Linked DNA regions of Mus musculus: all the other regions are linked to region 3. A link is a contact called in ENCODE Hi-C or POLR2A ChIA-PET data. All regions are on one chromosome and are shown on one strand. The core of a region is the stretch at or near the end of the contact, and the rest is flanking DNA. Distances in the headings are between cores, read along the strand shown. Region 1 holds the start of Shc1 (src homology 2 domain-containing transforming protein C1). Region 2 holds the start of Trim46 (tripartite motif-containing 46). Region 3 holds the start of Efna3 (ephrin A3).

Region 1 (2,700 bases), core at 176-2,675, 99 kb after region 3:
GCAAGTGGAGGCAAACCCCGGTGATTGGTTCTCTGTAAGTTCCAGGCCATCCTGGTCAGCCTGGTCTACAAAGCAAGTTCCAGGGCAGTCAGTGTTGTTACATAGACAAACCCTATCTTGAAAAAACAAATAAGCAAAAAGTATCTTTTATTTCTTGTATTTGGTTTTTTTTTTTTTTTTTTTTTGGTTTTCGAGACAGGGTTTCTCTGTATAGCCCTGGCTGTCCTGGAACTCACTTTGTAGACCAGGCTGGCCTCGAACTCAGAAATCCACCTGCCTCTGCTGGGATTAAAAGGGTGCACCACCACACCCAGCTACTTTTTTTTTTTTTTTTTTAAGGGAATAAAGCGATAGTTTATTCTGGAGCTATTTTGATTGGTCACTTTCTTTAAGTTCCTGAATGGCCTTAAGCAGAGCTGTGGCAGGAAACTGTGGGCAAAGAAATATGGGTTTGGTATTATTATGCACTTATGGCCAGACTCCAACTTCTAATATCCCTTTCTCCTTCCTGTCTTTATTAACACAGATTTGTTTATGACCCTATTATCCCTTTGTGGCTTGTAGGCACCAGTTCTGTTTCTTTCCCCTACCTCCAAGGCCAACTCCTCCACTAGCCTGAGGTACACTGTCAGGTGGTTTACTGCCTGTAAGGAGTAACAATATATCTGTAGGTCCGAGGGGTGGCTGCATGTCTCTGTACCCTCTGGGGAAGCCCTACTCCCACCCCCCAAGTCTGTTGGTCCTTGGTGACTTGTAGAAACAGGCTTGCTCTAGCTCTTGTCTGGTAGCCCCCTGATGTACCACCAATAAATTGGCCTTTATTCCCATTTTAGCTTGTCTTTCCTCTTGGCTTTGCACTATATCCACTGGGACTTACTTTCTCTCCCTGGTTCTCTACTGTGGTCCACAGCTGTTGTGGTGGAGGATGCTAATGGCCCAGGTTCCCTGGAGCTACCACCTCACTCACTGTATGGTGGGGATGGGAGTGGTCTGGGCTGTCTGGGCTAGGGGGCTAGTCACGTCTTCAGCCAGGACTGGAAAGGAAATGCTAAACTCTGGGGGACATCTCCCCCCTTCCCCTCCCCGCCCAGCAGCTTCTGTTTCCTCTCTATCCCTTCCTGTCTTCCTGCTCTCTTTGGCTTGCCCACGTCGGTTTGGATTGGTCCAGAGTTTCTCTTAACTCCTTCCTTTCTTTTTTCTCTTTTGCTTATTTTTCCATCTTTTTTTCGCGCCGGGCACCTCCTCCTTCCCAGACAGTTGTTTGTATTGGGCTGGGAGAGTGGCCTGGCTTGCACAAATTGTGTGGGGAGGTGTCTCAGCCCCTCTGAGCCTGTGAGTCAGCACTGTCCTGGGGATTGGTCTCTCTCCTTAGTTCCCCGCCTCTGGGGAGGAGCCAGTAAGCTCTGGGTCCAGCCTGTACTCCTCAGCCAGTAGAGGTTTCCTAGCTGGGCTGTGCAAGGATGTGCTCTCAAACTGTCTAGGTCTGAGTTGGGAGAGCAGAGGTCACTTGTCCTTCGCCTCCCCAGGTCATCTGTTATCACCGGGCTGCCGAGGTCAGACTAGGCTAAGGGCCTGGGGATGCCCCCTGCCTGGCCCCCTTGCCTGAATTGGCAGGGGGGCCGGGCTGGGCAGCAGCCCCTCTTCTCACCCCAGCCATGGATCTTCTACCCCCCAAGCCGAAGTACAACCCACTTCGGAATGAGTCTCTGTCATCGCTGGAGGAGGGGGCTTCGGGGTCTACCCCTCCGGAGGAGCTACCTTCCCCATCAGCTTCATCCCTGGGACCCATTCTGCCTCCTCTGCCGGGGGACGATAGTCCGACTACCCTGTGTTCCTTCTTTCCCCGGATGAGCAACCTGAAGCTGGCCAATCCTGCTGGGGGGCGCCTGGGGCCTAAAGGGGAGCCAGGAAAGGCTGCTGAAGATGGGGAAGGGAGTGCAGGGGCAGCCCTTCGGGACTCAGGCCTCTTGCCCCTCCTCCAGGACATGAACAAGCTGAGTGGAGGCGGCGGGCGCAGGACTCGGGTAGAAGGGGGCCAGCTGGGGGGCGAGGAGTGGACCAGACACGGGAGCTTTGTCAATAAGCCCACACGAGGCTGGCTGCATCCCAACGACAAAGTCATGGGACCTGGGGTTTCCTACTTGGTTCGGGTGAGTGCATACCCCCCTCCCACTCCCTCCCGTCCAGTTCCTCTGCTCACTCCAGATTTGCCAGGGACTCCCTGCTCTTCCCCCAGCAACATCTGTGCCATTCTCTCAGTTCTTAGACCTGGTGCATTCCTTCTTCAGGTCTCTGCCCTTAATTTAGCCTGTGAATCTTCTGCCTTTCCTCCTTTGGTCCCAACCCCCCCCCCCACCCCCCCAGTTCACACAGTGCCCAAGCACATCTGAGGCTTTCTGTAAAAGTTGAATGAAAATGACTTCTTGATTATTCCCTCTAGACTCCTCCCTTTTCCAGAGATGTCACTCCATCCCACTCAATGTTTGCTACTCCTCTCGCAGTCCCCCCATGGTGCACGAAGTTCCTCTTTTGTGGTCTTTCTTCCCTTTTTCCCCTTTGCCATACACCTATGAAGTGGAAGCCCCAGGCAGTAGGAAGGCTACTTCAATCTACTTTCCTTAGGAAGTAAGGACTATATAAGGCAAAGCCCTAGAACCTTCTGCAAAGGGCTTGCAAGTGTGGGGTGGGGGATGGGGTCAG
Region 2 (2,700 bases), core at 94-2,593, 77 kb before region 3:
GCTCTCTGTCTCCTGCTTCAGCGCCCCTCTTGGGGAGCTTAAGGTCCACCAAGAAGGTACAGTTGGAGCTCTGGCCTCCCCCACCATCGCGCCCCACCCCCATCACTCCCGCTGCAGCAGTGCTGGCAGGCAGTCCTCCCGCCTCACCTGTCTCCATCCCTCCATCTCTGGATTAATAGCATTTATTTCAAGGGCACCACCCATTCTACAGCTGGGTGTTGTCCCCCGCCCCTTTCTCTAGCAACCCTTAGACGCATGACTGCTCCCCGCGGCCAGGGTGCGCTAGCTCTCTGAACCGGCTGGGCACTGGCCGGCGCCCCAGCACCCATCCTCCATTCTTCAATTCTATTTCTTCCAGTCTCCCCAAATCAACCCATCTCTCTTTGCCTTCTATACTAGAGCTATCAGACCCAGTCTGGTGGAGAAATTCGGCCTGTTTCAACCCTTTGCTCAATCTAGGGTGGGGGAGGAAGGAGCGCCCCGCCTACCTGCCCCCTCCCCACCGGAAGTATCCCTCCCCCTTTTGGTGAGGGGTCTTCTGGCTATTCCCCACCCCCACACCTCACCTTGGTCCCTCTCTTCGCAGCCATCCCGGTCAGGGGCGCAGCTGACACAAAGGAGGGAGGGAGAGGGAGGGAGGGGGAAGGAAGTGGTGGGGGGGAGCAGGGTTGGCACCGCCTCTGGGAGAGACGGGCACGGGTTACCATGGCAACGGGAGGCTGCACGGCAGCTAGCGGGGGGGGGGGTTGGGGGCGGTAGGGGGGGTGGTCGGGAGGGGTCCAAATTGGGAACTGCACCCAGGAGCGGTTTTTTCATCACCCCACCCCACCCCCCGCCACACCTGTCCTCAGTTTCTTGGAAAACATCCAAGCTCACACATGCCCCTTCTCATAGCCCTGGTGCACGCCTGGCAGCTACCCCAAGCCTACCCGCTGGGTCCGGGCAGCTTCTCGCTGCCTACACCCCAGCAAACGGGAGTCTCACCACTCGGCTGTCCCCAGGATCCCTCCACACTTGCGTCTCCGCCCTCCCAGTCATTTCTGTCTTAACTAATCCCTTCTCTATAATCCATATTCTTCCTGGACCCCCACCTGTTCAAGGGTCTGGCTTGCCCCGACCCTTTACATCCCCTCCCTTCCCCTTGACCCCACCTTAACTCACACTGATGCGGACTAGTGCATCCATGATGGAAGTGAAGGTCTGCATATCCTCACCCTCAGCCATGGCCCTACTGTGCCCGCCCGCCCCCGGGTGCCCGATCCTGGCTGCTGCTGCGAACCCGGGGCTTAATGCAGGAGCCGGGTGGGGTGAAGGGAGGGGTGGGGAGGGTGAGATGTCACTGCGCATGCTCCAGGGACTAGCTTCGAACTGCGTCCGTCGAGGTAGGGGGTGGGAAATAGTTCTTCCCACGTGGTTCTCCAAAGGCGGTCTAGGGGGTGGGTAACATGGAGGGTATTTGAGGTAGGAACCATTCCTCCTATTAGAAGCTTGCATCGATTCCTGGTCATACTACTCACATAAAGCACGAAGCTCGTTTCAGAAGAACAACTCCAGGTGGACGGTGCTACATCTTGGGTGGCACATATCTTCGGGAGTTGTTGAGGCAATTATAGTGGGTCAGGGAGGTCTGAGGAAGTTGTACGGGAGATGACATGAATAGCAATGAAGGCACAGGTGACTCTAGGCCATGGGATCATGACTGAAAGATGAGTGCAGCTTGTCCAGAGAGACAGCAGATGCCTTGGCTACAGAAGGCTGGAGACCAAGCAGGGCGGTGGCCTAGAATGCTCTTAGAAGCATTATTTCCTCCTTGCCACAAGAGGGCGCTGCACCCAAGGCGCGTAGAGGAAGAAGTAAAGCAAGTCCACGTTGGCCCCGACGCCTGCGTACAGACAACCGCGCCGGCTTTGGCTCCCCTCTTTCTCCAGGGACACGGATTGGACCACGGACGGGGCGTGATGGGTAACCGCACCGGCGGGATGCCCGGGCTGCTCTAGCGGGAGTGGGCGTTGGGGTGGTCCTCTTTTCTCCGTAGCCTCGGTAAAGCTGACGTGTCCTGGGAACTAGCATTTCCTCCGGACAGGCGGGAACTTGGGTGTGCAGGGCCGGGTGGTTCCTGGAGGTCGCTGTGGGGTGGGGGCTGGGTCACTTGGAAGTGGTTGGTGAGCCAAGCTCCGGAGTGAATCTGCCTGAATCTTAGCCTGACTCTTTTTCTCATTTATAGTAGTCGGTACCGGGACCTCCTTGGCGCTGTCCTCCCTCCTGTCCCTGCTGCTCTTCGCTGGCATGCAGATCTACAGCCGCCAGCTGGCCTCCACCGAGTGGCTCACCATTCAGGGGGGCCTGCTGGGCTCCGGCCTTTTCGTCTTCTCCCTGACTGTATCTTCCTCGCGCTGGAAGGGGAGGCGGGGGTGTATGAACAGAACATGGGCGGGAGTGGGTGGCAAGGGCTTTGCAGTCCCTCTACTTCCTATCTTGTTGCGTGAGTTTCTCCTTAATTACATCACCCAGGCCTTCAATAATCTGGAGAATCTGGTCTTTGGTAAAGGCTTCCAAGCAAAAATCTTCCCTGAGAGTAAGTGAAACTCAATAGTTAACTGGACTCTTTTTTTTTTAAACCTCTCCCAAACATGATGCCGAATTTCCCTGTGCTTAGATGATAAAGGAGAAATACATTTGCTTAACACAATCTTGAAGACA
Region 3 (2,700 bases), core at 182-2,681:
AAGGTTGGGGGTCGTGGTCGAGGCCCTTCAGGTCCCCTCCCCTGGGGTCTCACCATTTGTTCCCTAGTCGGCCCCCAGGGCGGAGAGTCAGAAGCAAAGCTGCCGCCACCGCCCGGGCAGGTGTGACAGTGATCCCCGTGTCCCCAGGGATCCCCCTACCAATACACTGAGGTGGCCAGAGTGATACACACGACAGCTCGGCAGGGAGAAGACAAGGGCAGCAAGGACTGTGCAGAATGATGGCCCGGTCCGGCAGCCGGCACCGAGCCGCCGCGCCACACACCGGAGGAAACCACACGGCCGCCCTGACACCCGCCCAGACCGCGGCGGCGCCAAGAGCCACCCCAGCCCAGACAAGACTGGCCACGCGGACACCGACCGCAGCCCCCTCCCCGATCCGCCGCCCGCTCCCACCCCTAGACGGTCGCCGACGCAGACACACAAATCACACACAGACACACGCACACTGACAGCCGCGCACGCCCGTTCACACTCAGTGCCATACGCCGTCCCTAGCTTCAGTGCGTGTGTGTGTGTGTGTGTGTGCGTGTGTGTGTGTGTGTGTGTGTGTGACATGCCGACATCTCTGCCTTCTTCCTTCTCACCAGTACCCTGCGTTCCTAGGGCCCCCCAACTTCGCGACCCTGGCCCGGCTCACCCCAGCAGGGCTTATTCACACAACCAGAGCAACCCCTTACCCTTCGTCCTGAGGAGGTGGAGAATCGGAGTTCCTGCCTTAATGCCGAACCCCACTTTTAAAACCAAGAGTCTTAAGCAGAACCCCATCAACATTACAGGCTGAAAACAGGTCATCCTTCAGCTCCCAAACGCAGCGGCCTATCCCTAGCACACCGGTACTCACAGACTTCAACCTAGCCAAAAGGAGCGTGGATGGTGGGGGAGACTACGGGACAGAGAACACTATTCCATTGGCGAGTGTGGAGAGAAACCAAGATGGGGTTAGGGACCCCCAACAGCCTCCTCCGCACGGCCAGAGCGCTCTTTACTATGCCCCAACAGCTTCTCTCAGACACCCCCGAGTTTCACAGACGCCCACATAGTGCGTCCCCTCTCCCTCGCCTCTCGGTACCAAGCCTGTCTCCCAGGACTGCTGCCAGGTTCCCCTAGGACTTCTCGGGCCCACCAGCTCCCCCATCACTGACGCGGGACGCACGGGTTCTCCGGGTCCCCGACTCACTGCTGATTGGAGCTGTTCCAGTATACCGCATGCCGGTTTCCCAGTGCGCCCCCAGGCCCCTGGGCCAGCAGCGGCAGCAGCGGCACGGGCACGAGCAGCAGCAGCAGCAGCAGCGGAGCCGCCGCCATCCCCGGAGCCGCCGCCGCCGCCGCCCCCCGACTGAGCCCCGCACTCCCGGCTTCTCAGCTTCCCAGCTCCCTGCTGCCGCCGCTGCCAGCCCCCAATCTTAGTCACGCCCACAATCCTTCCCTCCGCCCTTCTGGGCGCGCCCCCGAAGCCCCGCCCCTGGCGCGCTCACGCGGGGCTCCGCCCCACTTGAGCCCAGAGCGCGCCGCGCGTGGGCGACCCATACTGTGTAGCCCCTTTAGGAACAACGCGCCTCTCCTCTCTCCTAGGTGATTTGCTGCAGAGGTTTGCGTCTTTAGGTCCCCCAAGCTTGGAGTTCACAGAAGGATTTGGAAGCCAAGACCTGGACATACATCTGGTGTAGGTCCACACCTTTCTCCATAGAGTGTGGGGGCGTTGAGCGAAGATCTACGTCTGGAATAAGCAAGAGTAGACCCATATCGGACCTCTACTTCCTCCACCCCTTTCCATGTGTGCAAGGAGTTAAATGGACACAAGATGGGGAAGCCTTCAGGTGGTACCAAGAGCTAACAGCTGGCTGCCTGAAGGCCCTCACCTGAAGCCAAACCAGAACACCTCAGCCCAGAGTGTCACCTTCTGGGGGCTGGGCACAGTAGCTATACTTCCTTAATCCTGACACTCTAGAAGCAGAGCCTGGCAGATCTCTGTGAGTTCGAGGGCACCTACATTGGTCTGTGTAACAAGTACCAGGCCAGGCAGGGCTACGCAGCGAGACCGTGTCCCCCCACCCCCACCCCCCGCCCCGTCTCAAAAAAAAAAAAAAAAGCCTAAGCCTTCTATGGTAATCCAGGGCAAAGGTATTTGGTGGTGGTGAGTTGCCAAGGCGAGTTGGAGCCAGGCAGGAATGGAGCAGTCTTCTTGGAAAGCCCACAGAGGTCCCCTCACTGCCTCCGATTCCCTCAGTGATGTCCTTAGGCACGCTCATTCCTGCTTCCATAGATGCTTTCTCTAAGGACAGAGGGCACCTTATATTCCAGCACTTGCCACAGCAGTTGTCTTCTTAGGGACATACAGGCACAAAGATGACATGCACACAGCGATGGGAGAGAAAAAAAATAAAGGTGTCCATATCCAGAAACAGGAGCAATGGACACTTGACATACAGTCCAATCTAGGCACACAAGGTGCCTATAGAGTAGAAATTGGTGTAAACATAGGCCCCTAGACAGAGACACTGACGTATACAGACACACTCTTCTCCCATGTGATTGACCCTCTTTGTGAGGGATCCAGAATACAGATCTACTAGGCATTCACCCCTTATCTTGTCTCTTTCCCAGAAGCCCAGACTGAAAGACAAAGCAGAACCGGGCCTTACTGGGTTCTTAGAACCCACAGCACCTGTGCCCAGGGAG

Evidence for each region. Hi-C counts contacts between places; a loop is a spot of excess contacts on that map. ChIA-PET counts read pairs that join two places held with the same protein, here RNA polymerase II (POLR2A).
Region 1: POLR2A ChIA-PET joins it to region 3 with 13 read pairs in Patski. The contact joins the promoter of Shc1 here to the promoter of Efna3 in region 3. POLR2A ChIA-PET finds 5 or more read pairs at or near these places in 5 of 5 experiments (Patski and embryonic stem cell).
Region 2: POLR2A ChIA-PET joins it to region 3 with 24 read pairs in Patski. The contact joins the promoter of Trim46 here to the promoter of Efna3 in region 3. A Hi-C loop is called at or near these places in 1 of 37 maps with a recorded cell type or tissue (T-helper 17 cell). POLR2A ChIA-PET finds 5 or more read pairs at or near these places in 3 of 5 experiments (Patski and embryonic stem cell).

The regions. Positions count from the first base shown.
Region 1 is chr3:89,420,196-89,422,895 of GRCm38, forward strand. Shc1 (src homology 2 domain-containing transforming protein C1) reads left to right here and starts at 1,426. Exons shown (of 12, transcript NM_001113331.2): 1 at 1,426-2,150. The coding sequence starts at 1,656.
Region 2 is chr3:89,244,554-89,247,253 of GRCm38, forward strand. Trim46 (tripartite motif-containing 46) reads right to left here and starts at 1,344. Exons shown (of 10, transcript NM_183037.2): 1 at 1,162-1,344. The coding sequence starts at 1,224. Krtcap2 (keratinocyte associated protein 2) reads left to right here and starts at 1,885. Exons shown (of 5, transcript NM_025327.3): 1 at 1,885-1,962; 2 at 2,225-2,379; 3 at 2,512-2,575. The coding sequence starts at 1,959.
Region 3 is chr3:89,321,508-89,324,207 of GRCm38, forward strand. Efna3 (ephrin A3) reads right to left here and starts at 1,432. Exons shown (of 5, transcript NM_010108.2): 1 at 1,199-1,432. The coding sequence starts at 1,326.